2 separate regions of the Homo sapiens genome follow, and region 1 is linked to region 2. Evidence: chromatin loops called from intact Hi-C (ENCODE). Cell type or tissue: endothelial cell of umbilical vein. All regions are shown on one strand. Each heading gives the region's core, and the rest is flanking DNA. Links, peaks and the distances in the headings are about the cores only.

Region 1 (15,717 bases), core at 4,549-7,048, 53 kb after region 2:
AGTAGTCTTGGGTTGGCTGAAAACGTGACTGTTACCTAACTTGAAAGGCAAAGAAGTTGCCTGACCAAGGATCTATGTAATTATTTCCTTTTTTTCTTTTTGAGCCTTTTGGTTGAGCCTTATGGTCCTGTGTTTGCGCAATATATTGTGTTTCCTTGTATCAGTTGTTAATTTACCACATCAAATCTGTTCATTCCACTTCTGTGTTCAACTTCATGTATCGCTTCTGTTCTTAAACAGCTTCCATCTGGGTTAGCTCATCATCGTAAAGCACACATTTATAAAAGCTTCCTGTCAGCTTATCAGGCTGACTTGGAGTTATGGAAATTGTTTCCCTTTGCCTAAGAGTTATTTTTGTATTTTGCACTAGTAATAGGAATGTTCATTCCTATAACCCACTCCATTTTTCCTTTATCCAGAAATATTTCTTAAATTGTCTTGGCCAAATATGGTGTTTGTACTATGTAGTGTGTGTGTGTGTGTGTGTGTGTGTGTGTGTGTGTGTGTGTATAAAGGGACAGGAGGTTGGGAATCACTAAGCCCTTAAAGCAGCCACTTTGCTCCTAGAAATGAACAATTTCATTCAATCAGGGATTTTTGTCTCCTTGGCTTGCTTTTAGTTCTTTTGTGTATTAAAGGGCAATCCTGGAATAGACGTAGCATTTGGAATTAAATTGTATATAGTGTTTAGAAGATTGTAGAATGGCAGTAATTCCATTTATCCTGGAATAATTAATCATATGAAGTCAAATCACAATATAAGAGCACATATTAGAAAGCGTAAGATACTGGTCAAATGTTACAGAATTTTTATTATGCCATCAGTTCTTCAGATTTAAAAGTTAACAGGAATCATCCATTAACTCTATGTCAGTGTTTTCCAATAGATATATGTAACACATGCAATTATAAATTTCCTAGTAGCTACATTTTAAAAAGGTATAAAGTAACAGGTCAAATTTATTTTAATTTTGTATTTTATTCAATTTAACTAAATATACCCAAAATATTATTTCAGAATGTAATAGAGATAAAATTATCAATATTTTGCACTTTTTTTCACATTAAGCCTCTAAACTTGAGTTTGTATTTTATACTTGCAGCACACCTCAACCCAGGGGCTACATGCATTTAAAGTGCTCAATACACATGTCAATGGCTACTGTATTGGTAGTACAGGTATACAGAATACAAAAATTAAGGTGTAAATAAATAAAGCTATAGTATTGGATTAAAAGGAGGTCTAAGCTTTATAAAAGGGTACTAAAATGTATAATATAAAGGGAGAATGACCTCACTTAAGAGAGTTTTAAGAGAAGCAGTAAGAGCATCAGCAAAAAGAAATTACATAACGAGTTGGGGAAAATGTCCCTATCCCTATCTACAGCTCTATGTGCAGTTTGGCATTACTCATCACATGCATTACAGAGAGCTCCGACCTTCCTCTGAGTATGGTTGATTGTTCAAAGCCGGATATTGTGGCTTGATGGCTCCACCATCTGAATCTATGGTGAGTCCCATGAGCCTAATAGCACTGCACTCTATTGCCATGGAGATAATTACAACGGTTACCCACTGAGCATTATGCCTACCCCGCTGGGTGGGATGAAGTGGAGGGTGAGTGCTGAGGGAAGAAAGTCCTTGTTGATTGTACACAAATGACTTGGATAATTAGCCTAAGTGGCCAGGAAAAATGGCCCAAAATGGGTTAAGGCATAAATTACTGTCATTGGAAGTTTGTACCACTGTGAATAAGCCCTTGCAAGAGATCCCAGGAGCATTTTAGGGTTCTGTGTAAGATGGTGGGGAGGTAAAGGGAGAGCACAAAACACTGGAGACACTGCAAAAAGGCATCATTTTTATTCTGAATCTCTTGTGTAGAGCATGAGACCCCCAAGAAGGCCTTTGAGCATTAGGTAGTATGAGGACCACAGGAAACAGAACAAATTTCTTAATTTATCATTTCTTTTACATAGAACAGTAAACAAGTAGGGGATGAGGTTTTATAACTAAGAACTAAGACCAGAATCTCTTCAAGATATGTTTTATTCTAGCAAATCTAGAATACACAGATAAACATATATATATATATATACACACACACACACAGATAGATAAGTATCTGTATCTATCTACATTTAATATATGTTTCCATCAAAGTCATTGACAATGACACTTTAAGATCCCTAGGTAGTAAATGTGTTACCTTCCCTATTATATCAGACCCATGACAGCAGGTAAAATAAAAGGCAAAAGAGTCCAAAATTATTTTTATTTATTTTATTGATTGAGTGAGTGAGTGAGTGAGACGGAGTTTCGCTCTTGTTGCCCAGGCTGGAGTGCAGTGGCGTGATCTCGGCTCACTGCAACCTCCACCTCCCAGCTTCAAGCGAATCTGCTGCCTCAGCCTCCCAAGTAGCTGGGATTACAGGTGCCCACCACCATACCTGGCTAATTTTTGTGTTTTTAGTAGAGATGGGGTTTTACCATGTTGGCCAGGCTGGTCTCGACCTCTTGATCTCAGGTGATCCACCCACCTCGGCCTCCCAAAGTGGTAGCAAAATTATTTAAAAACTTGCTAATTTAGTACTCTTCAGCTCTCAAGTATGAGTAGCAAAAAAGAAAAAAATCTTGAAACTAGTATTTGATTTTATGTCTCTGATAGATGCAAAGTGTATAATTTAGATATTAAGTGCAATTTCTGGGCAACTCCTAGTCAACATTTAGTTGTAACTTGATACCTCTCAATTTAAGCTAGGGTTTTAAAAAAAATCATACCTGATTTAATATGTGGCTGGTAAATGTATCTTCCTATATTGAGGCCAGCTTTGCTGCAGAGGCCAAGGCATGATCAGCTAGAAATGTGGTTTCACAATTGCAGATGATAAACATCTGAAAGAAATACACGTGCTTTGTTTTGAAACTGGCACGAATAAATAAAAATGACATTAGTCTGGTGCCCTTTTGCCTGCAACTATTTGGGTTTGGATATATTTTTAAAATTAAACAAATTGAGCTTTTTGGTGTTCCCAAATCACCGTGATCCAAATGTCTAATTCCAGTGCCAAATTCCTGGGTGGCATTTGCAAGAGGGCACAAGGGGTGCACTCGAGTGACTCTTTCATGCTGAACTCCTAATGTTTAGAAGTATTTCTATGGGCTCCATCTGATTGCACACACGTGTCTTTCAGTCTGACCGTGCACTCCCTGAGGTTGGCTGTGTGGATGTGAGAAAGCTCTTGTTGCCCTTGTTGCCCGTTGCCTGTGCTTTGTCAAGTCTGATGCGCCCCTGCCCTGCTCTGCTGACTTGGCTCTGAGGAGGCCGGCTCTGTCCCTGGTCTGCGCGTCCCCCTCTGCCCTACTCCCCAACCCCATCTTTGCTGTCTCTGGTGAACCTGTAGAGCATTTCAATTGTCTGTCTGAGTGATGGTTATGCAGATTGCGTTTTCATTTCTGTAATGTTATCCTGGTTTATTCTACCTCTTACTAACCTCTGGTTATTGTTTTCGCTTTTTCTGTTCTTTTGCTAACAAAGTTGCGTTGACCAAAGCTGACCTGCAAGGTAGAGAAGGTTCTTGTTCCCATTACCACTTTGGACTGAAAGATGCCCTGTGTAACCCTTGGTATCTTTTCTTTAGAGATCTTCAAGCTGTCACACCTCTTGGACAGCAGCAATTGTGGGGAGGTGGCTGAACCCTGTGTTCTTCTGAAAGGGTGACAGATAACCCAGATCAATGCATGAAAAATAGCTATCAAGAGGAGACCTCATGGGGGAAGAAACATGATTCCATTTTGGGGGGTACCAAAGAGGTTTGACAGCATCCCATACCGTGACTATACATAAACATATTAATTTACTCTGGAAATGATAAATACCTCTCCAAGTAGTTGCCATGGAGGGGTTGGCTCCTCTTAATTTATTCACCATACATAGAAAAAAGAACTTGGAAGGAAAAAAAAGGCCAAGGCCAGCCCTTATGCCTTAAGTTATTATTTTCTGGATCAGGGAGGTCATTTCCTGGAGCAGGACATTTAAGTACTTGGGCTTTATGAAAGAGAATGTCATTTTCTCTTAACTAGTTTTAAAGTTTTAAATATTTCTGGGCATTTGGGAGACACTAATGTCATTAAAATGTTTCAGAGATTTATATTTTCTATTGGGGATTTTGGTTGAGCACTTTAATTTCCTGTTTTGTGATCGCAGGAAAAAAGTACTCTTGAGGAAGAAGATGATCTGTCATTTTAATCCTGAATACCCTATAAAATACCACATGTGAGATGTTAGTGAATATCTATTGCAGAAACTACTTCATCCACTATTCAAAGAGGCATCTTACAAAGTCAGTAATGGCCCACTGATCCTATGGTGCCATGCTGCTATGTCTCAGAATAACAAGGGAGGAACAAGCATTTTAGGTGTCTTTTGGCTGATTGTCAAGCAGGAGACTGAGCCTCATGACCTCTGCTGAGTTTGCAGTCAGTCCAAATTGTTAGAAGTAGTTAAGGCAAAGGTAACGTTCAAAAAATTACTTTTCATCTAAAAAGATCATTGACTTTGCTGTGACTTTCTTGTTATATGCCATGTAGCTAACCAGTACAAGCGCCTATCTATCCAGAATACATCCACCAATGAAGACTCTGTCACTATTTTACCATAACTTTGTTTTTCTTTATCGCCTCTTAGCAGATTCACATATATTTTAATATATATTTAAATTAAATAAAAGAATATACACTAGTTAGGACTTAAAGTCAGAGGAAGCTTTACAATAGCTTTCAGTTTCAAAGTATAGAGGGCCCTTGTGGCAATACTGTTGTTTTAGACATTATGTTTAATTGTCAAGAAAGATCCACTATGTATTTCTCTGTAAATGGAAGAGAGAGAGAAGGGGGCAGGACTCAATCTGAATGCAAGACAATCCAAGGAGATTGAAGCTCCTTAGGACTGGATTTAGCGGATTAAACTAGACAACTACATCTCTTCCCTGACTTTACTATCACGCAGGGTAAGAACTATATGGATTTTGAATTCCCAGAGCTTAGCATATTCTCTCACCTAGAAAATCTGGACATGGCAAAATAATCTGAAAGTTCTCATCCAAAGGAATAATGGTTTGTAGGGAGAAGTGAGTCATTGATTTCTATGCCTAAAGTAAATTGTTTACCAAAGCGTAGATACAGATTTAGGGACATAGTGGTTTGGAATATATTGATGTTTCCTTTTATGGAAGCTGTCTAGGCATCAATATGGTTTTAACATTATTACTTTATTGGCACGAACTTTCCTCCATTCTTGTAATGACTTGACAGTCTCTTTGTTTGTGGCAGGAGCTGCTTTTTTTTTCGATTATTTGGGGCCGTCTTACTCTTTCCCTGTTTTATAGGAAAAGCTTTTAGTTTTTTGTTTCCTAACATTGGGGTGTGGACTATTACTCACAAGCTGGCTTTTTCAGCTACAACCTGTGAGTATAGATAGTACTAATTACCATGAAGTATGAAGGGTAGTGAAGATATATGACAAGGAAATGAGGCAGTTGGAAGCCTAGACAAAAATGTATTCAGAAGGAAATATAACAATGAGGTGTAAGAAGTGACGTAATGAGTCTAGATGAGTCAACAGCTTAAGTCCTCTTGTTATTGTGTGGTTGGGGTAGTGTTTTATTTTTTATTTAAAAATTTTTAACTTCTCCAGTGAATGTGTTGTTGAATTTAACAGGAAGTTAGTGTCAGCTATGCCTGTGTATCAGGGACTAGGTACTGGGGATGCTAGGATACTGCAGATGAGATGCAGTCTCTAACTTCAAAGAATTCCACAGATGATCAGCCAATAATTACAATGCAAAGTGAAAACTCCTATCCTAGAGACATGCGTCCTGCCATGTGAGCATGAAGGAACACACTGGATCGTGTAGGGTCATGGTGGTCATGGGGAGTGCTCAGGGGATATCTTCTCAGACAGAGTTTGAGCTGAGTCTGAAGGACAAGTATGTTTTAGATGGATGAACGATGGAAGCACATTCGAGAGCTTGGCTTAATTGGGAATCTACAAGAAGCTCAATGTGGCTGAAATAATGTGTGTGGGGGGATATGATAGCACATGAAATGGGAGTGGTAGGATAGAGACAGGTAATGACAGACTTTTCCTGTAAGGAGTTGGACTTTATCCCAAGGATGCTGTGAGGAGGACAGAGATTTGGGTTGGATTTTCATTTTATCAGGATCACTCTGACACTAGAATGGAGAAAGGATGATGCAGACAGAAACTAGAAACAGAGAGCAGATTCAGGAGTGAAGCAGCATATTCCAAGACAGAGGGAAGAGACATGCCCCCAGTGCCTGTTACTTGACTTGGTCAAGGAGGTAAACAAGTTTCCCTTTCACATGAAACCTCAAAGAGCAAGAAAGAAAGTGAACTCTTTCTCCTGTTTGCTGCACACACCCTCTCCACTGCTACACTGTTATTCTGGTTAGTAGCACATGTATTTTCACATTATGACAAAAGATATCAAGAAAGAAGTTTACCGACTTTCCTGGTTTCAGGCCAGAATCTACATCTCTCTAGGTCAACACAGGAGACAGGAGCTCTCCACGGTACTCCTGTGATCCACGGGAGGGAGGTTGCCTTGCTGAGCAGTGCAGTCTTTGTATCAGTGTACCTTGGACAGAATGACAGCTTCTACAGAACATTCAGAAGTAACTTTCTAATTCCTTTTTGTTTTTAAGAAGGGTATTAGTGGAAAGGAAGAGATTTCCTAAAAGCCTATTCATGGAAGAAAGGAGCTGCAGAACTATAAAAGAAATATTAAGATTGACCTGTTTGGTGTGAGGCAGATGACATAAATTATGAGAAATAAAAGAATAACTCTTTTTTGTATTAGGTGATTAATTAGAATCTTCCTATTCCATCTTTAATTATAACTTCTCTTAGCAGGTTTTATTTCTGATGTTTAATGACTTTTTTTCTAGAAATGTAAGGTGTCCCTCTGCCCAGATGGTGAACACGTGGTCAGGGGATCCAGGATCCATTGGATCTGGGTGCTAAGTGCTGGCTATTTTGAGAAAGTCAATCAATGTATTGGGTTCAGATGCCTTGGAAATCTCAAGATTCTTTAAAGGCATTTTAGAACAGAGTTAGAATTAGTCAAACACCTTTAGTTAGGTAAAGGAAATTTTAATTCCCCAACTGTCTTTACTATGATGAATATTGTCCTCCACCTCATTTTCTCCGAAACTGAAGATTGTATCACATTCTCCATTGTATTTTTTGTTATAAAATATAGTACTTGACCTACTATAAGTTCCTCAAAATGCTTTCTATTGTGGAAAATAATAAGAGAGACATAAATTGCAGTGAACTTCCCATTATTGTTCTTGTGTCCTTTTCCTCCACATTATACGAGAGAGGCGTACAACACAACTGTGTCAGTGTGGCACACTACCAAAATGCATCTTGTTTCTGGACTCCTCATCAACTGTACACCCAACTTAAGTGGGAGGAGGAAACCTGATTATTGTCCTTTCTAGCAGAATTGCTGATGATCTTTATTGAGAGTCTCCTTGATGAAGGCATACACTAAGGACTTGGCAGGTTGTATCTCCATTGTGACTACAACCTTAGCTGATAGATACTGTTGTCTGTTTCATAGGTGACTTTATAGGTCTTGCATATGTTCTTTCATTTAATCTTCACACCATATGATGCAGTAGAAATACATATCTCCCTTATACAGATGGGGACACTGAGGTTTAGAGTTTAATATCACCAGCCCAAGGTCACATTACTAGTAAGTGATTAAACTGGATTTTAAAGCCCATGACCTTTCGCCTATTATGCCGTATGGTGTGAGTCTGGGTTTGCTTATTTCCAAAGCAGAAAGAGTACATAGATGACCAGAGAGTATCTGAGAGTGTCCTCCATGCTGACTTTATGGTAGATGGTTTTCATATCAACACCATTTCGAAAAGTTCTAGATAATATTTGCACAATGTTAGAGCAAAGTATTTTAAATTACCTCTTTTTTTGTTGTTGTTGAGACTGGGCTTTGAAACTCCTTCTCTCTCTCTTTTAAAGTATATTCCACTGCCCCAGCAGACCCCTACATCAGTGCCTAGAAAACAAGGAAAAGCAGACAGACTCCTCAGTTTACATTTTCTAAAGAATCATTGACTTATGAGGGATTGTGTATCACTTTGAAAAGAGTTATTTGACCTTTGTGACCCAGGCATCCCATGAAAATAGGGTGGGTTGAGGAAGAAGGCTTCATGCTACCAGCCATCCTCTCACTCTTACAAATACCCTACCTGCAGCAAGTATCAACTCCCACCTCTCTACTGTCATGGAAGGTGCTGTGGGTAAATCACTTTACTCTTAAGCTGTAATTATTCTTTTTAGATCATTGACCATCAAGAGCAGTGCTGTGCTAGAGCTGGCACTGGCACAGGAATTTCTAGGAATTTTGTAAGCCAGTTTACATGAGGCAACATGTTATGGCTTGAAATTGGCTATGAGGGGAGTACTAATAAAACCAACACATGTTACAAATCAGTTTTATTTTCCTTTTCCTGGGGTGCTGGTTGTTAAACATTTACTAGTGATATATCACCAATAAAAGGCCACTGGGGATAAAGATACCATGAAGCCATCTCAGTCAACCAATTCCCATCCATGGCCATAACCAATTTTATACCCAACGTATTATGAGAGGGTTGAAGTGGTTGAAGAGAAAAGGGTGTTAGTGAAACTGCTCCAAATGTTAGATTTTATTCTTTGTCTTTTTCACTGATCACTCTAATCATGTGACCTTTTTAAAACCTCTGTTTGAGAAGAGGAAGCCATAAGCATCTGAACATGCTTGAGAAGAGTGGTTTTGATGCCTTGCTTAGCTTTGGTAAGGCATAGGTCCTGACTTCAAGACAAAAAGCATGATCTTGGGAATACAGCCACCCTTAGGTCTCTCTGACAATGAGATTTTATAATAAGATTTAGGACCCTATTCTCTGGCATTGCCTTATGTTCTATAAAATGTGACCTAGAGTATTCGCGTCTCAGTGGATTCACTTGACATTTTTAAGTGATCATTGCTTTCTTATTTTAAAGCTAAATATAAGTGAATTTGGCTTCCTCCAGTTAAAATGAATAGATCTTATGTTGTCTGTAAATGACTCTCTTCAGAAAAGCCAAGGGGACTCAACACTGTAAATTTAGAAATACTCTGAAAGCTATGGAAGTAGCTTTGCTGAAGGGTCCAAGACATATATTCAGCTAAGTAAATAGGCTATCCTTATTATCAGGAATACCCTCTGTATTAGTTAGGGTTCTCCAGAGAGGTATCATATATATCATATATAGGATATATGCATCTTATATATAATATATAAAATATATATTATTTAGATATATACATCTTATATATAATATATTATATAAAATATATATTATTTATATACATATGTATAAAAATAGGAATTGGCTCACATGATTATGGAGGCCAAGAAACTCCACAGTCCGCTGTCTGTATGCTGGAGAATAAAACAGTTGGATTCTAAAGCCCTGGGAATGGGGGTGGCAGGGGCAGAAGTGGCATGATAGTGTAAGTTCTGCTCTGATTCGAAAAGCCCAAGAACCAGGAGCACAAGTGTCCAATGTCTGAGGGCTAGAGAATATGGCTATCTCACCTCAAGCAAAGAAAGCGAATTCCTCCTTCCTCTGCCTTTTTCTTCTATTCAGAATAGGACCACAACAGATTGGATGATGCCTACTCACACTGGGGACCATCTGCTTTATTCTCTTCACCAGTTAAAATGCTAATCTCATTTGTAAATACCCTCAAAGACATACCTGGAAATAATATTTCATTATTATTATATATAATGACCAGGTATCTGGGCATCCCTTACCTCAGTCATTTTGACACATAAAATTAACCATCACATTCTCCTGAAGACTCTCAACTCTTTAATTTTTATATTTTAGCAGTCGAGACTATAGATTGCTCAGGTAGGCAGTAAGAGTCTTTCATAATCCATTTGCATTTTCAAAAATTTCCCTGTAGGGTTTCTATAGACTTATTTATATGAGACTTATATAAATACACACACATATACATAAATCTATGTATATTCATCTTTTTTCTGTACTTTTTTCCTTCCACCCAACTACTGTTCACTCATTTTTTTCCTATAAAACAATGTAAATTTTAAAATGTGAAAGTAGAAAGATTAGGCACTTACCAGGGGTAGAAAATTAAACTAAAGTTGGAAGATCTCTTTAGACAGTTCATGGCATGTATTATTCTGTTCTCATGCTGCTAATAAAAATATACCCAAGACTGAGTAATTTATAAAGAAAAAGAGACTTAATGTACTCATAGTTCCATGTGGCTGGGCAGGCCTCACAATCATGGCAGAAGGCAAACGAGGAGCAAAGTCACGTCTTACATGGAGGCAGGCAAGAGAGAACTTGTGTAGGGGAACTCCCCTTTATAAACCCATCAGATCTCATGAGACTTATTCACTATCGTGAGAACAGCATGGGAAAGACCTACCCCCATGATTCAATTACCTCCCACCGGGCCCCTCCCACAACATGTGGGAATTAAGGGAGCTACAATTCAAGATGAGATTTGGGTGGGGACACAGCCAACAATATCAGCAACTCTTATAATGCTCCTTCCCATGGAAGCTGTGGTTTGTTGGGACAGGCAAACCCTTTGGTTAACACGGAATTCTACTATGATAACTTCACATTTAGGTTACACCGATAGAGTCTAAGCCCTTTGACTTAAGCCCTTCACTCCTTGTGATTAAAGTTAGTGAATGTTGATAGATCAGCCTCACCTGGTCCCCACTCCTGGGTCACCAGCCTTGGCCCTCTAAAGGAATGGACATTGAGAAGACAAACTTGATATGGCCTCCAGGCCTGTCACTTCTCCTTTTCTCCCTTACCCTCTGCCTGCTGCACCCTACATTTCTCCACCCACTTCTTGTCTGGCTAGAACCAGGTGGTGCTGCTTTAGCACTATTTATGAATTTCAAATTGGGGTGTTTGAGACATAGGTTTGGTTAAGTCTTATTTGGGCAATAACAGAGGGAAAGTGCATTCTGATACTAGTGTTGTGAGCTTTAGGAAGAAAGTCTATTTCAAGGACCTACAAACAATAAAAAATACTCTATCAACTTTGGTTTTCTAGGCCATGAAGAGGAATTGACTAAATCAGTGTACACGTGCTGTAAGGGTGGATTAGAGCAGTAACAGGCATAAAATGGTTGTATCAGACAATTCTTAATGAGAAGAACAATCCCACCATCAAGAAAAATGATAGGAAATTTTGGCAGCCATCAGAATTATCTGATAAATAAAATGATAAGGGAATGAGATGCAATTTCATGTTTTCCAGCAAACCAAAAGCAGGGCTGGAAATTAGAAACCAAAGTACTAACACCATTGACATCTTATTCAGTCTTTCCAGACACATTTCTGTTGTCTTGTCACTTTCTGTAGTATACAAAGAAAGTCACCATCTTTTCTCAAAGGGATATGTGACTATTTTCGTGAGAGTTATTCACATATCAAGAGCAAAAATAACTTATACCATTCCTATACAGGAACTTCCTAAGGCCTTTGGATGTTTTAAGATATTAATAATTAATAATGACAATGATAAAAAAAGACTTCATAAATATGTAATTAAACAAATTTGTGCTGTCTTAGAATGTCTGGAATTTTATGTTGGTTTGGAAGAGTGTTTTATGAAAAATTATGATTATTAAGTCCCCAGAATTGTCTGTCATGCTTATAAACGTAACATTTGATACAGATTTCTGTTCATAAAATTGGACAAAATGAGATCTTCCTGTTTAACTGAATTGAAATGGTATTTGAAAGTTTTCCTTGTAAAAAACAAAAACAAATCCTTACATCAAGACGTCATCTTTTCCCAGTTGTAGGTCAGAAATACCTTAAGTTACTCTTATTAATCCAATGACACCACACATGCACATTCCCCACTCTGGCTTACACACATCCGTGAGAGGTTAGGTGAGTGGGCTGCACAATTAGCAAGCTTGGGTTTGAGACCTCACCCTCTCACTTGCCACCTATGGATTTTGGGGAAAATTATGCAACTTTTCTGTGTCTCAGTTTACTTTTCTGAAGTCTTTGCCTTTTGATTCAATCAACATTTTAAAAATTACTTAAATTTGAAATTATGGAGATCTCCTATGAGAAAATAATTTGTTTCTCTGATTCTTTACTACTTTTAATTATATTTGCTTCATCATGTGCTTATGAAGATTAATTGAATTAATATCTTAAAAGCATTTAGTATAGTGTCTGGCTCATAATAAGCACTAGGTAAGCTGTGTCTATTGTTATATCCTCTTTCTGATTTGTACAAGATTATTTTATATCAATAGATGTTTAGTGGGAAGCACTGTTGAAGCTTTTGGTTTTTCTCCCCCAAGACATGTTTTTCTAATTTCTTTGACACACTGCTATGTGAAATGCATACATTAAATACATTGACATAAAATAGGCTCTGTTTAGGAAAGGATGTACTTAAACAGGTTGAAGTAAGAATAGGAGCTCACAAAATGATCATCTAGAAATTGTTCTAGAGTCTAGCCCAGACTCTCATTCATTCAATAGTTATTACATACTGTACTTGGGCTTGGGAATACCAAAGAGTTCTTGTCAGCATCTGGTGAGTCTGAAATCAAAGGACACACGGCCAATTAAATACCACCACCCCACCCACCCTAAGAAAAAAATGTAAATAAAAACAGTTTCAAGTAAGAGATTACTTATGTGAGCTCTTATTGGTAAATTCTAGGGATAAATTTTTACAAGAACCATTTTGCTTTAAATTCTAAATGAATGGCTTTATTTCTTTATTTTTTCTTTGTTATTTAGTTCTTTCTTTTATTCAATAATATTTTGAATATTTTGAATAGAACCCTCACGCTATACCAAATACAATATCAGAAATTAGAGATGTAAAGGTGACCAAGACAGACAAGGCTTCTGCCCTTGAGAGGCTTACGGTCCAGTAGGATTTGAAAGACAGTGAGGAACTTAATAGTTCTGACAAAAAACGGATGCACTGACCAGTGGAACAGGATAGAGACCCCCAAAATAAACTTATGCATTATGGTTAACTGATTTTTTTTTTAACAAAGGTGCCACAAGTATGCAATGGAGAAAGGATGGTCTCTTCAATAAATGATATTGGACAAAATGGATATTTACACGCAGAAAAATAAAATTGTACCCTTTTTATACCATATACAAACATCATCTCAAAACATATTAAAGATTCAAATGTTAGACCTGAAACTATAAAACTACTAGAAGAAAACGTACAGGAAGTGCTCCATTGCATTGTTTCTGGGCAAGGATTTCTTGGATGTGACTTCAAAACCACAGGCAACATAAACAAATGAGATTGCATGAAGCCAAAAAGGTTCTGCACATCAAGAAAACAATTAATAGAGTGAAGAAGTAACCCATAGATTGGGAGAAAATATTTGTGAAGTGTATATCTGATAAGGCACTATTATCCAAAATATATAAGAAACACAAACAACTCAAAATAAGAAAACAAATACCCCAATCAAAAAATGAGCAAAGAATCTAACTAGACACTTCTTAAAAGAAGATATGCAGATGGCCAACATATATATGAAAAAAATGCTCAACATCACTCATCTTTGGGAAAATGCAAACTGAAACCATGATGAGATATCACCTTGCACCTATTAAAATAGCTACTATCAAAAAGACAAAAACAACAACAACAACAAGTATTGGCAAAGGCTTGGAGAAAAGGGAACACTTGTGCATTTTTGGTGGGAATGTAAATTAATATAACCATTATGGAAAACAGAATGGAGGTTCCTCAGAAAACTAAAAATAGAATTACCATATGATTCAGCAATCCTGCTTCTGGGTTTCAGTCCAAAATAATTGAAGGCAGTACGCCAAAGAGATATCTGCATTCCCATGTTCATTGCAGCATTAATCACAATAGCTAAAAATTAGAAGAAACCTGGGTGTTCATCCTCAGATGAATGGATAAAGAAAATGTGGTATATGTACACGATGCAATACATTTGCTCATTTTTTGATTGGGGTATTTGTTTTCTTACTATTGAGTTGTTTGAGTTTCTTACATATTTTAGATAATAGTCCCTTAACAGATTGTTTTATTCAGCCTTAAAAAAAAGTGGGAAGGCTGGGTGTGGTGGCTCATGCCTGTAATCCCAGCACTTTGGGAGGCCGAGGCAGGTAGATCACGAGGTCAAGAGACTGAGACCATCCTGGCCAACATGGTGAAACCCTATCTCTACTAAAAATACAAAAATTAGCCAGGCATGGTGGTGTGTGCCTGTAGTACCAGCTACTTGGGAGGCTGAGGCAGGAGAATTGCTTGAACCCAGGATGCAGAGGTTGCAGTGAGCCGAGATCATGCCACTGCACTCCAGCCTGGTGACAGAGCAAGATTCCATTTAAAAAAAAAAAAAAAAAAGAAAAAAAAAGAAAAAAAGGCTGGAAATTCTCTTATTTGCAACAACATGGATGAACCCGGAGGATATTATGCCAAGTGAAATAAGCCAGGCACAGAAAGACAGATACCACATGATCTCACTTATATGTGGAATCTAAGAAATTTGAACTCATAGAAATAGAGAATAGAATAGTGGCTATAGGAGGCGGGGGGAGGGGATGGATGGAAAAATAAGAGATGTTGATCAATGGGTACAAAGTTTCAATTAGACAAGAGGAATAGGCTTTGGTAATCTATTGCATAGAATGGTGACTACAGCAAATAATAGCGTATTTTAAATTTCAAATCATTAGAAGAATAGATGTTAAATGTTTTTACCACAAAAAAGTGCTAAGTATGTGAGGTGATTGATTTGTTAATTAGCCTGATTTACCATTCCGTGTTGTAAGCATATATTAAAACATAACATTGTATCCCATAAATATAAACAACTATTATCTTTCAATTTAAAAGAAATTAATTTAATTACAGTCCACGTAATTGTTATTAGTTAAGTAAATAGGAAGACATGATGAAGAGTAAAAGTTCTGCTAATGGGGGCTTCCTTAAGTAGGATAGTTTGGAGAAAGCTCATTTTGAGCTGAAACTCAAAGAATAAAAATGAAACAGTCATTTGAATCTGGAGAAAGCACAGTTAAGGCCAAGGGTCCAGCAGGAAGCGCAAAGGAACTCGAAGATAGGGGTGGGCATGAAGTATTAAGGCAGTGGTCCAGGAATATGAGCAGGCATCTGAACCACCTGGAGGGCTTGTTACAACTCAGATTCCTCAATTCTGCCCCCAGTCAGTAGGTCTGGGTACAGCCTTAAAGTGTTTTTCTCATAAGCTTCCAGGAGATGCAGATGCTGCTGGTTTAGGAGCAACACTCTGGGAATCATTGTGTTAGGAACTAAAAACAGGAGAGGGCTGTAGCACTGTGAGCTAGGGACATATGGTAAGAAATGAGACTGGAGAAGGAGGCAGGGGCTCCTAGGAGCTCAATCTTGAAAGGAGGTTCAAGGTTAGTTCCAGATTGTTGAGAAGTTGAAAGTTCTATTAAGTCCTTAGTGACAATACTGTTGTTCTTGGATGCTTACAATGTAGTCAGTCTTCCGGTACTATCTGATTCTACATGGCCTTTGCCCCTTAATGCAAGTGAAGCAAATTCAGTGGAAT
Region 2 (15,717 bases), core at 5,005-7,504:
ATACAGAGGGGTAAAATTATGTGGCCTTTTCAGTATATGAAAGCAGTGATTCACAGAACTTAGATGATACACCTTGACAAGATACTCAAGACTCCCAAGACAAGACACTCAAGAGAGTGTCTTGAAAATAGAGTCTTTAAGGAGTAATTCAATTAAAATTATGGCATTAGTGCAGACTGTAATTCAATACGACTGGTGTCTTTGTAAGAAGAGAATGTCCCTATAAGAAGATACTCAAGAATTCCAAGATAAGACACTCTTGTGTCTTGGGAGAAATTCTCATCTTGGGAGTCTTGAGTGTCTTGTCCAGGTGTATCATCTAGTACAGAAAATAGCTCAAAAATTGTGATAGCCTTGAGAATATATTTTACATTACTTACTGTCGAAACTGGGACTGTTTTTATCACAAAAAGGGGCACTATTAATAATTACACTGGAATGGGTATAAATTAAAGCAGTCTGGGGAAACCCAAACATATGGTCAACCTAATGATACCTGTTTTCCTGCATAAAGGGGTTATAATTGTACTAATTTATGGTGCAAACTGGGTGCTAAAGCTAGTGATGAGTTTCTCTGCTAGAAAAATGTTCCAAAGAAATAAACCAAGACAGTTAATGCAGAGTTTTGGTAGAAGGGATAACTACTTTTAGATGGTAGGTCACAGAAGCTTGTCCGAGGTGAGGACTTTGGGCTGAGTCCTGAATACAAACAGCCAGCTATGGGAAGCTCCATGGCAGGAGTGCTCCAGGGAGAGGGAATCCCAAAAGCCCTTTGTGGGAGTCCTTCTGTTAGAGAAGACCTGTTTGGATGGAGAATACAAAACCAGGGGGGCTTGGGAGATGAGGTCCGAGACATAAGGAGAGGCTAGTTCATGTTCAGCCATGTACATGTGGTGGGGAATTTGAGTTTTATTCTAATTGGTGGAAGCACAGCAGGTGATAGAGCATACCTCACGTACTAGTTTACAAGGGCTGCCTTCACAAAGTACCCTGGACTGGGTGACTTAAACAATAGAAATTTATTTCCTCGCAGTTCTGCAGGGTGGACCTCCCAAATCAAGGTCCTGGCTGAGTTGGTGCCTTTTGAGGGCTGTGAGAGAAGGATCTGTTCCAGAACTTTCTTCTTGGCTTTTAGATGGCTGTCTTCTCCCTGTTTCTTTACATTGTCTTCCTGCTGAACATGTCTGTGTCCAAGTTTCCTCTTCTTATAAGGACGCCAGTCATATTGGACTAGGGTCCGCCCTCATGCCATAATTTTAATTGAATTACTTCTTAAAGACCCTATCTTCAAATATGGTAAGCCTCTGTGGTATTGGGGTTTAGATTTCAACATACGAGTGTTTGGAGGGACAGAATTCAGCCCACAACACCTCATTAAGCCTGGAAGAGACCGTAAGAATATTCGATTAACTGGATAAGAAGCACTTAAACCCAATTTCTAAGAAAAGAGGGATAAAAAGGTATACTGTTTCCAGGTATAGTATGAAGGTCATGATATAAAACAGAAAGAAGCTTTTTAGAAGGGAACAAAAAACACTGGGGCTTACTTCAGGAGGGATGGTAGAAGGAGAAAGAGGAGCAGAAAAAATAACTATTGGATACTAGGGTTATTACCTTGGTGATTAACTGATCTGTGCAACAAATCCTATGATAGGAGTTCACCTATACAACAGACCTGCACATGTACCCTTAAACCGAAAATTAAAGTTAAAAAAAGGAAAGAAGCCTTATACAGAGGACTATATATAGCCTTATATAAAGGACTATATTAAGAATTCTTGTGAGAAGTCATTATTTAGGTGTCAGGCATCTATAGCCATTTAAACAGAGTCTGTGTGTAACAGTCTTGAGCTGCTGATGAAAGAAGGTGTAGAAGAGTGTTGGTGCCAAGATCTGGAGTGGAGTGGTAGGATCCTGACCTGGAGCACCCAGGAATGACTGTCCTTTGTGCACAGGTGATAGACAAAACTGGGGGAATGAGGAGTTGAACATGGAGGTATATGAGGAAGGCTCATCCGCTCTTCAGAAATCCAGAAACCTAAGTGTGAAAACACAGATTTGAGGGCCTCCACCTGACTTGGTGGGATGCTCTTCATAGGAGATATTCTCCTAATGTACATTACAAAGTCAATCTAGGAGTAATGTAAAAGTGATAGTTATCTTAAACAACCTGAATATTTTCTAGATATGTGATTTTGCAAAAATAAAAAAAATAAAAAAATAAAAAAATGAAAAAAAAAAAAAAAGGCCAGGCATGGTAGCTCACGCCTGTAATCCCAGCACTTTGGGAGGCCAAGGCAGGCAGATCACCTGAGGTGGAGAGTTCAAGACAAGCCTGACAAACATGGAGAAACCTCGTCTCTACTAAAAATACAAAATTAGCCGGGCGTGGTGGCGCATGCCCGTAATCCCAGCTATTCAGGAGGCTGAGGCGGGAGAATCGCTTGAACCTGGGAGGCAGAGGTTGCAGTAGGCCGAGATCACGCCATTGCACTCCAGCGTGGGCAACAAGAGCGAAACTCCATCTCAAAAAAAAAAAAAAAAAAAAAAGAGAGAGAGAGAGAAAAGAAATATCTGTGTTAGGAAAAAAGCTAGGAAAAGCTAAATTCTGGTCATTTCATAATAAAACGAATAATGAAACAAACAGAAAAATATTTTATGTGGAAGAACAGAACAGAGACCTTGGGCAGAAGTAACCATGACACGTTGGGGTTTGTATAAGTAATAAACGCTGAGATATATGCCTTAAACTTTAGACTGTCTGAGATCAGTTTAAGGCAAAGATAGAATATTATGACTAAAGAGCGTAAAATGAACTGCTGAGCATGCAAGTACCATAAAAAGGCCCTTCCTTCAGAATTGAGCTGATCCATATTTTTTCTCTTGATTTCATTTTCTACTTAGGAACTCAGTTCTTGACAGGCCACATATACAATGAATGTCCCAAAGATTGCAATACTGTATTTTTACTGTATATTTTTTATGTGTAGGTACACAAATATTTACTATTGTGTAACAGTTGCCTGCAGTATTCAGTACAATCACAAGCTGCACAGGTTTGTAGCCTAGGAGCATACCATATAGTTCAGGTGTGTAGAGGTTACACCATCCAGGTTTGTGTAAGTATGCTCTATAATGTTCACACAAAGATGAAATCACCCAATGATGCATTTCTTAGAATATTTCCTCATCGTTACGTGAAGCATGACTATGTAAGCATTGAGAATATGAATACACATGATTTCCACCAAGAGAAAGCATGTGATCCCAAATATAATTGGTAAACTAGTATTAAAATTTTTTATATGTCTTTCTCAATATCTGTTATATGAGACACACTTGTTTCACATAGAACAGATGAACTATTTGTTTTCCATCACTAGAATATTTTTCTTCTAAAACTTTTGACCTATTTGGGATTGAAATAAATGACTTCTAAATTTCCATCCATTGCTAATATCTGTAATTCTGTGTATTACAGATAATTGGCTAATTACCTGAGTATGGTGTTGCTTTTTTCAATTTATAACAGTTTAGACCTTTTAGGATACAGTTGTTGAAATATGGCACCAAAACACTAAGCATCTTATATTGATCGTGTGTCAATTTACCTAACCTTGGCAATTATTTTCAATATCTATTTTCCAAGGAAAGAAATGAGTAGTTATTATCAAATTACACAAGTGGAGAAGAATTGGAGTTTAGGTAAATATTTTGTTCTAAAATATCAAATGGTCATTTAAGCTGAATTGGGATAAAACAACCCCTATGAATTTTGCTGGATGGACACCATAAATGACAGCAACCCTGTTCTTCTGTTTTCATCATAGTCAAAAAATGCTTTAGAGTTTACTACTTCTACATATCTCATTTAGTTTTCATAATGGAGATTTTCTAATGCATGTTTTATAGATGAGCAAACAAATTGAAGATGTTAAGTGACTTGTTCAAAGTCATATATGTGAACACATATTGAACATAACTTATTTGGCCTTATTACTATAATGGTCATTAGAATATCTTTAAAAATATAATTTTTTAATCAATTGACATTACACAATTTTTATTTGAAGCTTTCAAAATTAACAGTAATAATGTTATTTTATTAAGCACTTATTATATTTCAGTCACAGTGCTAAGCACGTCACAGTCATCATCTAATTTACTCAATCTGAAGGTATGCCATTCTCTGAAAATGGCAATATACGCTTACAATTATTTGTAGCATAGCATTCTACACTAAAAAGATGAAATAAAGAAGTTGAAATTTTCTTTATCAATTAGGATAGCTAATGATCTTCTGTGGCAACAATCAGCATGTCTTACAGCTTAAAACAACAACGTTTACTTCTCATCCACCTTACATCCTATCTTTGGTGTACCTGGAGCTCTGTCTCATGTCGTCCCCACTCAGAGACTCACGCTGATGGAGCAGCCACAATCTAGAGCCTGGCCTGCCACAGTGGTAGAGGAAAAGACAGACTGGTGAACTGTGCAGTGATCCCTAACACTTCTGCCCAGAGGTGATGCCAGTCACCTTGATCGAAGCAAGTCAATGGCTACATCAAATATCAAAAAAGTGGGAAGTGAAATCTTAAAACACCCCGGAAAATACTGGAAATTTTTATTTTAGTTTTACTTGAAAAAAGTATAAATTTTGATTTTCTGTATTAAATCACTTATTCAAACAATGATTTATTCAACAGAAAGCATTGAACACTGTATTTCTTTTCTGACAACCACTTCTCCAATTCTCTGACACCAACTGGGTGCCCAACAATTTTATTCAATTCTGATACTACCTGGAGTTAGCACAGATCCCCCAGGTTAAGGACTCAGTCTCACAAGACTTCTGCTACTCTAGACACCAGACACTGTACATGGAGTGCTCGGGCTACCCACAGTTTTGTGCAGCTGACCACAAATTGGGGGTTCTCATGACCCCCTCCACCCCTCAGTTTCCATAATTCAGTAGAGCCACTCACAGAACCACGACATGTTCTTTATTTGCAATTATTGGTTTATTATAAAGGATTCAACTTAGGAACAGCCAAATTGAAGAGATGTATTGGACAAAACATGAGGAAGAGGACCCAGAGCATAGATGCCCTCTCCTGGCACACTGCCCTGCCAGCATGATGATATGTTCACCAATCTGGAAGATCCTCAAACCCCATCTTTTAGAGTTTTGTGTCCAGGATTCATTAAGGTAGACATGATTGATTATACATTGCCCATTGGTGATTGAACTCAATCTCCAGCCCTTCTCTCCAACCCAGATGTCAGGGACGGGGACCTTCAGTTCTGTTCCTCTAATCCAGTAGTTTTTAATGTAATCAGTCCTCATCCTAAAGCAAAAAGCTACCCTTTTCTCCCCCATGAGTTATTTCATTAGGGATCTTAAATAGAAGACTATTCCTTCAGAAGATTTTAGGAGCTTTGTGCCAGGAAGCTGGGAGAAAGATTTTTTTGTTGTTGTTACACTACACACAGCCATATGCTGAGCTTGGTGCAAGGCACGGGGGATACAGTGGTTAATGGAGCAGACACAGTCCTTGTCCTCATGAAACTTCAAGTTAGGCAAACTCATTGAAATGAAGATCAGTCTAGAGAAGTTAGTAAAACTGAAACAAAGATAAATAAAACATGAACTTGATTCACAGAAACACTTACCTCCATATATGAATAACATCAATTAGTAAACTGGGAGGAGGAAGGAGGTGCTGGGTGTGGAATGGACGGGAAAAATGGAGAAGTCAACACTGAATTTCTAATCACCTAAATCACTTTAAGTCTCATCTTTTTGACATGGTGATGGTCAAAGATTGGCACATTATTCTTATCAAAGCACAGGATAGGGTGCTAGGTGGAGGAACCAGGAAAGATTAGTCAGAGAAGATGCCTTGAAATTCTATGTTAGATTGTCATCTAGGTTATACAGCTCATGGACAAAAATACATGCATAAAATGATGCCCACATGGATTAATGGATACATGAAATTTTAAATTCCTAGACAAACATATAAATCAATGAATTATTAAGTTTATACTAGTTGTATATGGGACTATTTGATATTGCTTACTTTGTTCTTTGAATTTTGCATTTAGGAGATTTGTAGTATGAGTTTCTTGCAGAAATCTTAACATTTCCTTAAAAAACCACTTCCCTAAAATAATCCTTGAGGAAACATATTTGTCAGAAATGTTCACATCATATTCCTTTTGTTCTGGTTTATCTCATCCTCCTTGACTTCTCCACATCTCTAAGTAGGAAGTTATTTATTGCTGCTGAAGTTGTAACCCTGGTGATTTCGCTATCAACTTACAAATCACTTCCTTTCCATATGACTACAGCATGTAAGAATGCTGAGGTTTTCTTTTCTCCAAATAAGGCAGAATGCTTCAAGAATATTTTATCGTCCTATATGGATATTCTATACCTTTAGAGTGAACACTTTCCTCTATTAAAACATTAACAGTCATAATGAGATTCAGTCCAACTGGACCGAGCTTGTGAATAAAACAAGATGCTCCAGTCTGTGGTTCAAACATTTTGAACTTCCCAGAATATAATTAGGTATAGAATATAGTTCTTATCTTTCTTTGAGAACTTTTTGAATTATTGTTATAGTTTCTAAAATATCTTTTCTATTTTGAGGGTAAGGTCACAAAACAGAAAAAAATGTGTATCAGAGTATGTTGAATATGGCTGTTTGTCAGATCAAGTTTACGCTGTGTATGGGCCTTCGTCCAATTTAGATGCAGATGGTATAAGGGACTTTGAATATGCTATATTATTATTCAGCTGACTTCTCCAGTAAATAATAGTGTTCTTCAGGAACAGAAAACCAAACGCCACATGTTCTCACTCATAAATGGGAGCTGAACAATGAGAACACATGGACACAGGGAGGGGAACATCACATACACTGGGGCCTGTAGGTGGAGGGGAGCAGGGGGAGGGAGAGCATCAGGATAAATAGCTAATGCATGTGGGGCTTAATACCTAGGTGATGGGTTGATAGGTGCAGCACATCACCATGGCACATGTTTACCTATGTAACAAACCTGCATGTCCTGTACATGTATCCCAGACCCCAAAATAAAATTAAAAAAATAATAATAGTGTTCTTTAGCGTCTTTCATGTGAATGGAAGTTTTGCAGACATTGTCACAGCAGCATTTTTTCCCGTGGGTTTCCACTAAGTGGTGCCTTCGCCTTGGGGGAAAGGTGTCTCAGTCTTATTCCAGTCTGCTTCATTTACTGTTGATGTGATGATTGCTGCCTATGTAGTATGTGACTTTCTAGGGACAGGCGGTCAGGTTTTTCTGGACCCCTCTTTCTCTGAGGATCTCTTCAAAGGAATAGCCTTTGGCCTTGAGTGCTGCCTCGAGCCCACAAGCACCTTCTCATGGTTGAGCACACCCTATTGCTTGACTCAGTGAAATACATTGAATATCCTGCCAACACTTTTTGTTGTACATCTCTTTGCCCTCAGGCTAGCTACAGAAAGAAAAAGAGAGAGAGAATACATTTTTACATTTCCTGTTCTTCATGTTGAATGAGGCAGTTTATCTTCTGAACAGCTGCTTTGAAGGTTTGAGTATGTTCGATGCACTAAACATAACAGCATAGAAATGAAAAAAGGAGGTTGGCAAACTACCTTCTTATCTTCTTTTAAGGCTTTTGAAGGATTTAAGTTGTTTCACCTTTTAGTGGCATCACAGAGAGGTTGAGATTTCACTTAGAGAGAATGGCTTTGATGTGCTATTTTGTATATTAGTGAACAGGTTCACAAAGATGCCATTCTCTAATCAATGCTCCTGCTCCCACAAGACAGAAGAGAATTGAGGAATTAAGGAAATGCCAAGAGGTAGAACATCCAGTATCTTTGGTGGAGATCTTGCTTTGCTATGTTTCCTTCCTTCAAGTTATTTGATCTGTGCGTGTGCCTGAGCATTTATTGTACAACAGATACTGTGCTAAGGCTTTTATAAGCTTTGTATTGCTTAATGTTCATGGCAGCCTTGGGAAGAAGGTACTGTTAGAGTAGGAATGCTACTATAATCTTCCAACTGGGTTGACATTAATTCCTTAACCTGCTCTTTTTGACTTTTCTTCTTCAACCCATTGATAATCTAATTGTCCTATATTTCTGTAAGGTTATTCTAAGGTATTTTTTGAGATTCCTTATTAAGACCATTAATACGGCTGGGCATGGTGGCTCATGCCTATAATCCCAGCACTTTGGGAGGCTGAGGCGGGTGGATCACCTGAGGCCAGGAGTTCGAGACCAGCCTGACCAATATGGTGAAACACCATCTCTACCAAATACAAAAAATTAGCAGGGCGTGGTGGCACACGCCTATAATCCCAGCTACTTGGGAGGCTGAGGCAGGAGAATCACTTGAACCCTGGAGGTGGAGGTTGCAGTGAGCCGAGATCGTGCCATTGCACTCCAGCCTGGGCACTCTGTCTCAAAAAACAAACAAACAAAAAAACTTTAATACGTGTGAGTATAGTAGTGAACAATTATTATGGGCTTAGTAAGTGCCAGGTTTTATCTTAAGTAGTTTATGTGCAAACCCGATAACACCCAAACAACCATGTAAAATAGATATCATAAGCCCTATTGTATTTTAAATGAAGAAGAGATGATAAGAGACATCCCTAAGCTCCCACTGACATAAAATACAGACACCAGGATTTGAACTGGGCCCATCTTACTACAGAGCCTCAGGATTTAACCCCCACTCTTCCAGTTTTCTTCATGGCCTATTGTCAGAGTAGAAACATTATTTCTATTCTGAACATGGGCTGTGCTCAATAAATTATTGCTTCATCTCCTTGATGATAACAAACCATTGCCTTTCTTAAAAGTCTTTTCTAAAAAATTTTAGCCTAGTAATTTCAAAAAAAAGTAAAGCAGTAAAATACGTCATCCTGTAAAGTCTAAAGATTTGAAATTTAAAAGTTTTCAGGCTAGAGAACAGAACTTGATGTAATTTCTAGAAGTGAAATAACTCTTGTTAAAATCAGATGCTGCTGGTACGCAATCCAAAAGGGATTGTTTAGACCCTAGAAGCTTCAAATAAATTGAGTCTCAGAAATAGGGGGGAATTGAGTCACACAGTTCTGATTGTTTTTGTCAACCTACTGAAGAGGAACAGGAGCACCCTTCCGAAAGAGTTCAGAGCTGAGTGTGAGTATTCACAAGCAAGAACCTCTGGCACATCTTCATCTTTATAATTCCAATAGCAATGGCAAACAAGAAGACTCAATGTTTAACTTCAGATTTCATTAGACGGAGAGCCGTGTTTACAATCAGCTGACTCATTTGAGCGTTCTGACAAGCTCTCAATCCTATCTGGATCTGTTAGGTTGTCTTTTAAAAGAGGAAATATTTCAACAGAGATAATATTCCTATAAGCTGTGAAAGTCTGTCTAGAAATCAATTGTTAAGCAACCTATAGAGTTTAGAGCAGAAAAAGCTACAAAATGAAGTAAATTTTTATAGTGGTTTCTAGTGAGAAACAATGTATGCCCTAGGTGCAGTGGGCCATGGAGAACATTTATTACATTCTTCTTGTATGAACACTGATATACGAAGAAAATAAAAGCTCAGCTTTTGCCTTATAACACTACACTTGCCATGGTACACTTCAAAATTCACACATGCATAGGGAGATTATTTACACATGTGCAAAACTAGGAAAATAAAATAATGTGAAAACATACTAGTTAAATGTGATTGTGCAGCTCTTTTACTTCTATTCTGGATTGGTGTTTTTGCCAAACCCTCCCTATGTCAACACAGGTGACCCCTCTGAAAGGAACGTGCCAATTATAGTTGACAAAGGGGCTTGGTGCACTGAATCTTGAGAAATGATCTTGAATGACCTCCAGGATTTAAATATAGTTATTGAAAGGGGCCGAACCAATGAGATGATTCACAGCTTCCGCATGGAGCCATCTCTATATGCTAAGTACGAGGCCAGTCCTCATAAAAACCCGCCAAGGAGGGCAGTAGCACCATTGTTACCAGCACAGACTCCTCCCTTTCCTAGCTGTGTGACCTTAAGGAGAAATATACACTCCAGAAATCTGCTGCTTCTTCTCTGAAAAGGGCACAACAATAGTCGCCCATTGTAGAGAGGATTAATGGGATAATTATATTATGTAAAACTCACTGAAGTATTTTGTTTACATAGGGACTATTCAATAAACATAAAAATTATAATTATTACAGTTGTTATAATTCCCCTTTTACAGCTGAGGAAACTCCCAAGACCACAGAATAAGTGGAAAAGTTGAAATTGGAACCTACCTCTTTTTGACTCCAAATGAAGTGTTCTTTTTAATAGGTACAGTAGTTCCCACCTATTCATGAGAGATACCTTCCAAGACCCCCAGTGGAAGCCTGAAACCACAGCCAGCACCAAACCCTATATACACTGTGTTTTTCCTACATATACCTATGATAAAGTTTAATTTATAAATTAGGCAGAGTAAGAGTTCAACAACAGTAATTAAAAAAATAGAACAACTGTAAAAATAATCCTGTAATGAAAGTTATGTGAATGTGGTCTTTCTCTCTTATATATTTCTGGAATATTCCATTTAATATTTTTGGACTGAAACTGTGGAAAGCAAAACAGTGAATAAATACTGTAATTAGTGTTCATTGATAACATAATTTTGGCCAAGTGCAGTGGCTCACACCTGTAATGCCAGCACTTTGAGAGGCCAAGGTAGGTTCATCACTTGAGCCCAAGAGTTCAAGACCAGCCTGGGCAACATGGTGAAACCTTGTCTCTAAAAATAAAATAAAATACAAAATTATATATATATATATAATGTATATTTATATATAATATATATTTATATATAATATATATATTTATTATATATATAATTATATATTATGTAATATATATAAAATATATATTATATATTATATAATTATATATAATATAAAATATATATTATATATTATATATATATTATATATATTATATATATAAAATATATTATATATTATATATTTATATATATTATATATTATATATAATTTATATAAATATATAATATATTATATATATAATATATATATAATATATAATATATTTATATATATATATAATATATATAATATATATATAATATATAATATATTTATATATATATATAATATATATAATATATATATAATATATAATATATTTTTATATATATATATAATATATATATGCCAAATGTGGTGATGCACTCCTGTAGTCTCAGCTACTCTGGAGGCTGAAGTGGGAGGATCTCTTGAGCCCAGGAGGTTGAGGCTTCAGTGAGTCGTGATTGTGCCACTGCACTCCGGCCTAAGTGTTGGAGTGAGACCCTCAAAAAAAAAAAAAAAGTTTTTTTCAGAATTCCGACTATATGCCAAGCACTCTGTTGGGTGCTGATCAACAAGGTAGACTAAGTCTTTCCTTATGGAGCCCACATTCCAGCTGCCTCTGACAATGCTTTTCCCCATGGCACTCAGAATCCTGATTCCTGAGTCCTACAGAACATTCTGTAACTTGGTAATTCTGAGGCTGCCTTGGGGAACAAGCGTAAGGAGGAGGGTTTCCTCAGAGCAGAAAGGAGGGAATGTTTTTCCTGCAATTAGAGAGTGCAGTGACAGTGGCAACCACAGTAGCCTCATAGAGCACCAGGGATGACAGGGAAGAAAGTGAATGCTGACCTCGGCTGAAACAGCGCTGGCAGCTTCAGCAGATATATTACATGGTACTTACCATTACTTCATACAGTGTTGAGAGTTTTGGCTCTTGAGCAGAATTTCTGGGTCTGTATTTTACCTATGCTGCTCATGCATTTTATGATCCTATGTGGGTTATTTAAGCTTTTTGTGCCTCATCTATAAGATTGAGACCATTATGATATTGATTTCATAGGTACTTTGCAGGCAGGATTACCTATCTGAGAGAAACTTGATTTATTTCTTTGATGCATGCAAACTTAAGCTTGCCAATGCTCATATTTGTGCATTTTTCCCCACACAGGACAGTGCAGTCGTTAAGGCACCATGGTTAGTGTCATCTCTACATGCCTCAGCCTATCTCAAGGTCTCCTTTGGACAGTTTGCAAATGAGTGCCTGCCTGAGTCTCTATATCTGAGGGAGTCCTCTGCCTGGGGGAGCTTATCTGCCCATGCTCAAGACATGAGGGCTAGAATTTGTAGATAAATACAACAGCTTCCTTGTCCCTTGGAGATGATTCTCAGACATATTCCACAATCTCTCAGAGGCTCCCTGGTGGTACCAAATCCCAGTTGTCCACAGCAATAGTGGGGTTGTTAACCAGCTTTCCTCCCTTCTCTGTCTCACTGCCCCACTTCCTCAATTTGCTCTCTGGGATCTTCCCCCAAATAAATGACATGCTCCCAAATCCTTGTCTCAAGGTCTTGTTTTAGGAGGAACCCCAGGCAAAGGTAGTTACAGATTTTAGAGCAGGACTTCCTCCTGCAAATTCTGACTTCATTACTTACAGGGATTTTTTTTTTAATACTTTAAGTTTTAGGGTACATGTGCACAATGTGCAGGTTTGTTACATATGTATACATGTGCCATGTTGGTGTGCCGCACCCAGTAACTCGTCATTTAACATTAGGTATATCTCCTAATTCTATCCCTCCCCCTTACTCCCACCCCACAACAGGCCCTGGTGTGTGATGTTCCCCTTCCTGTGTCCATGTGTTCTCATTGTTCAATTCCAACCTGTGAGTGAGAACATGCGGTGTTTGGTTTTTTGTCCTTGCGATAGTTTGCTCAGAATGATGGTTTCCAGCTTCATCCATGTCCCTACAAAGGACATGAACTCATCCTTTTTTATGGCTGCATAGTATTCCATGGTGTTTGTGTGCCACATTTTCTGAATCCAGTCTATCATTGTTGGACATTTGGGTTGGTTCCAAGTCTTTGCTATTGTGAATTAGTGCCTCAATAAACATACGTGTGCATGTGTCTTTATAGTAGCATGATTTATAATCCTTTGGGTATATACCCAGTAATGGGATTGCTGGGTCAAATGGTATTTTTAGTTCTAGATTGAGGAATTGCCACACTGTCTTCCACAATGGTTGAACTAGTTTACACTCCCACCAACAGTGTAAAAGCATTCCTATCTCTCCACATCCTCTCCAGCATCTGTTATTTCCTGAATTTTTAATGATCTCCATTCTAACTGGTATGAGATGGTATCTCACTGTGGTCTTGATTTGCATTTCTCTGATGCCCAGTGATGACGAGCATTTTTTCATGTGTTTTTTGGCTGCATAAATGTCTTCTTTTGAGAAGTGTCTGTTCATATCCTTCGCCCACTTTTTGAAGTGGTTGTTTGATTTTTTCTTGTAAATTTGTTTAAGTTCTTTGTAGATTCTGGATATTAGCCCTTTATTTAATTTTTATTTTGAGTTCAGGGGTACATGTGCATGTTTTTTATATAGATAAACTTATGTCATGGAGGTTTGTTATACAGATTATTTCATCACCCAATAATTAAGCCTAGTACCCATTAGTTATTTTTCCTGATCCTCTTCCTCCTCCCACCCTCTACCCTCCAAAAGGCCCCAGTGTGTGTTGTTCCCCTCTATTTATTCATATGTTCACATAATTTAGCTCCCACTTATAAGTGAGAACATGCAGTATTCAGTTTTCTGTTCCTGCATTAGTTTGCTAAGGATAATGGCCTCTAGCTCCATCCATGATCCTGTAAAGGACACGATCTCATTCTTTTTTATGGCTGCATAGTATTCCATGGTGCATATGCTTTATCAAGTCTATCGTTAATGGGCATTTGGGTTGATTCCATGACTTTGCTATCGTACAGTGCTTCAGTGAACATACACATGCATGTGTCTTTATAATAGGATGATTTATATTCCTTTGGGTATATATCCAGTAATGGGATTGCTAGATCAAATGGTATTCAGACAAGCAAATGCTAAGGAAATTTGTTACCACAAGACCTTCCTTATAAGGGAAGCATTAAATATGGAGAGAAAAGACCATTATTTACAGTTTTTAAATTAAGGAAATGATTAAACACTTCATTATTTCAATTTTCTCATGTCTAAGGAAGGTATGATGATAAAAGCTACATGATATTTTTTGTGAAGCTTAGCTGAAACAGTACCTGTCAAGTGCTTCTAGACCATTGCAAGTTTTCAATAAATGTTAGCTTTTATTATTATTATTATTAATGTCAGCCTACCTTAAAACTTCTTTAAATAGATGGCATGAACAGCTGTAGATAACTGCAGGGTGTAAAAATTCTGGCAGCTTTTTTTATACCTGTTTAAACTCTTTGAGCTTAACGCTCTTCAAGTTCCCTGCTGGCCTGTAAGTAATAGACCAATGTCAGTGGAGGAGACATGTAGATGTTAAGAATGAACTAAGTTTGTAAGGTAAAAAGCCAGGCTTCCTATATGCCTCAGCAGATGGTCTGATAAGGACGCTGAGAGAGAGTATCATGAAATAGAAGTGAAGTGGATTAACAAGAAAATCCATGTTCCTGGCACACTAAGGTGATAAGTAAATGGTTTTCTGTGGCTTTGCTAAAATTTTGAAAAATTCAGTTAGCAGCACCGTTGCCTAAACATAGTATGGTATGTTAAGAAGGAGGATTCTAACAAGCACTTGTTAAGTGCCTATTGTAATTAAGACAAATATGATTTGGTTTGTGCTCTCAAGTCTGGTGGGAGAGATAGGCATGTAAACAGATGAATTACAGCACGAAGTGCTACTGCTGCACCAAGACAGGCAAATAATTCACTTAAGCTAAGGCAGGGAAGAAAGAAGGAAGGGGATTTTTATATACTTTTATCTGCGCTGAAGGTGGCTTTACAGATGAGGAACCCGAAACTCAAAGAATGTATGTCAATTCATTAAGGCATGCAGCTGCTAAGTGGGGAGCCAGCATTTGAATCAAACTTTCTTTCCCCAAGGTTGTCTCCATCATGCCAGGCTGTAGTGGTGACAGGTGGAAAGGTGTAGTGAGCCATCTTCTAGGTATATCTATCCCTGAGAGCAACAAATCCTGGTGGTTCTCTCTGTATATAGTCACAGAGCTCCAGGGCATGTAGTACTTAGAATTTTGTTTTTGCTCATTGCACAGGAAATGGTATGAAACTGAGGTAATTCATACACACATAATTTGAATATAAAGAAGAAAATGATAGAGGCATCTGGATGACCTGATATTTAATATAGTAAAAGGAAAATGTTTTCCTAAGCAAAATGAGTGGTATACAATGAATAAGTTGTGGTCAGGAACCATGTCCCCAGAGTTTTGGCTTTTATCCTTTCATTGATTCACAACATGAATTTTTTTTTCCTAAATATCCTTCACTAGAAGGCAGAATTAATCAACCTTTGTAATTTAACAGATTATTTGGATACAAAACTAATGATATTTTTATTCAAACATGTCAAGACCTTGGGGATATAGCATGGGATTTGGGGAGCAGGTTGGTTGTTGGGGGCAGTCGTCTAAAGAATCAGTAACATTTGAGTGCCTAAAATATTAATTATTGTCCTACCAGCAATACTGTTCTCTGTCCTTAATGATGAATTAAGAGATTAGAAAATAGTAAAAAAATAAAAACAAGGACATAATTTCCATGCGATAATGATAGGACTTTGTGATATCACATTTAAAAAGTA

Evidence for each region. Hi-C counts contacts between places; a loop is a spot of excess contacts. Peaks named below come from ENCODE experiments on the same cell type or tissue, not always from the same donor. Only the 100,000 strongest peaks of a DNase experiment are listed, where the experiment ranks them.
Region 1: a loop joins it to region 2, with 8 times the contacts of the local background. A loop is called at or near these places in 2 of 110 quality-filtered maps.

Annotation. Positions count from the first base shown.
Region 1 is chr14:78,969,348-78,985,064 of GRCh38, forward strand. The region is part of intron 14 of NRXN3 (neurexin 3); the gene reads left to right. Among named protein-coding and RNA genes, the nearest start is that of NRXN3-AS1, 98 kb to the right of the region's middle. In endothelial cell of umbilical vein, for the core only: no CTCF peak of the experiment used is centred there; a DNase peak (open chromatin) is centred at 5,554; H3K27ac peaks cover 2,116 bases.
Region 2 is chr14:78,915,758-78,931,474 of GRCh38, forward strand. The region is part of intron 10 of NRXN3 (neurexin 3); the gene reads left to right. Among named protein-coding and RNA genes, the nearest start is that of NRXN3-AS1, 150 kb to the right of the region's middle. In endothelial cell of umbilical vein, for the core only: no CTCF peak of the experiment used is centred there; a DNase peak (open chromatin) is centred at 6,304; H3K27ac peaks cover 2,500 bases.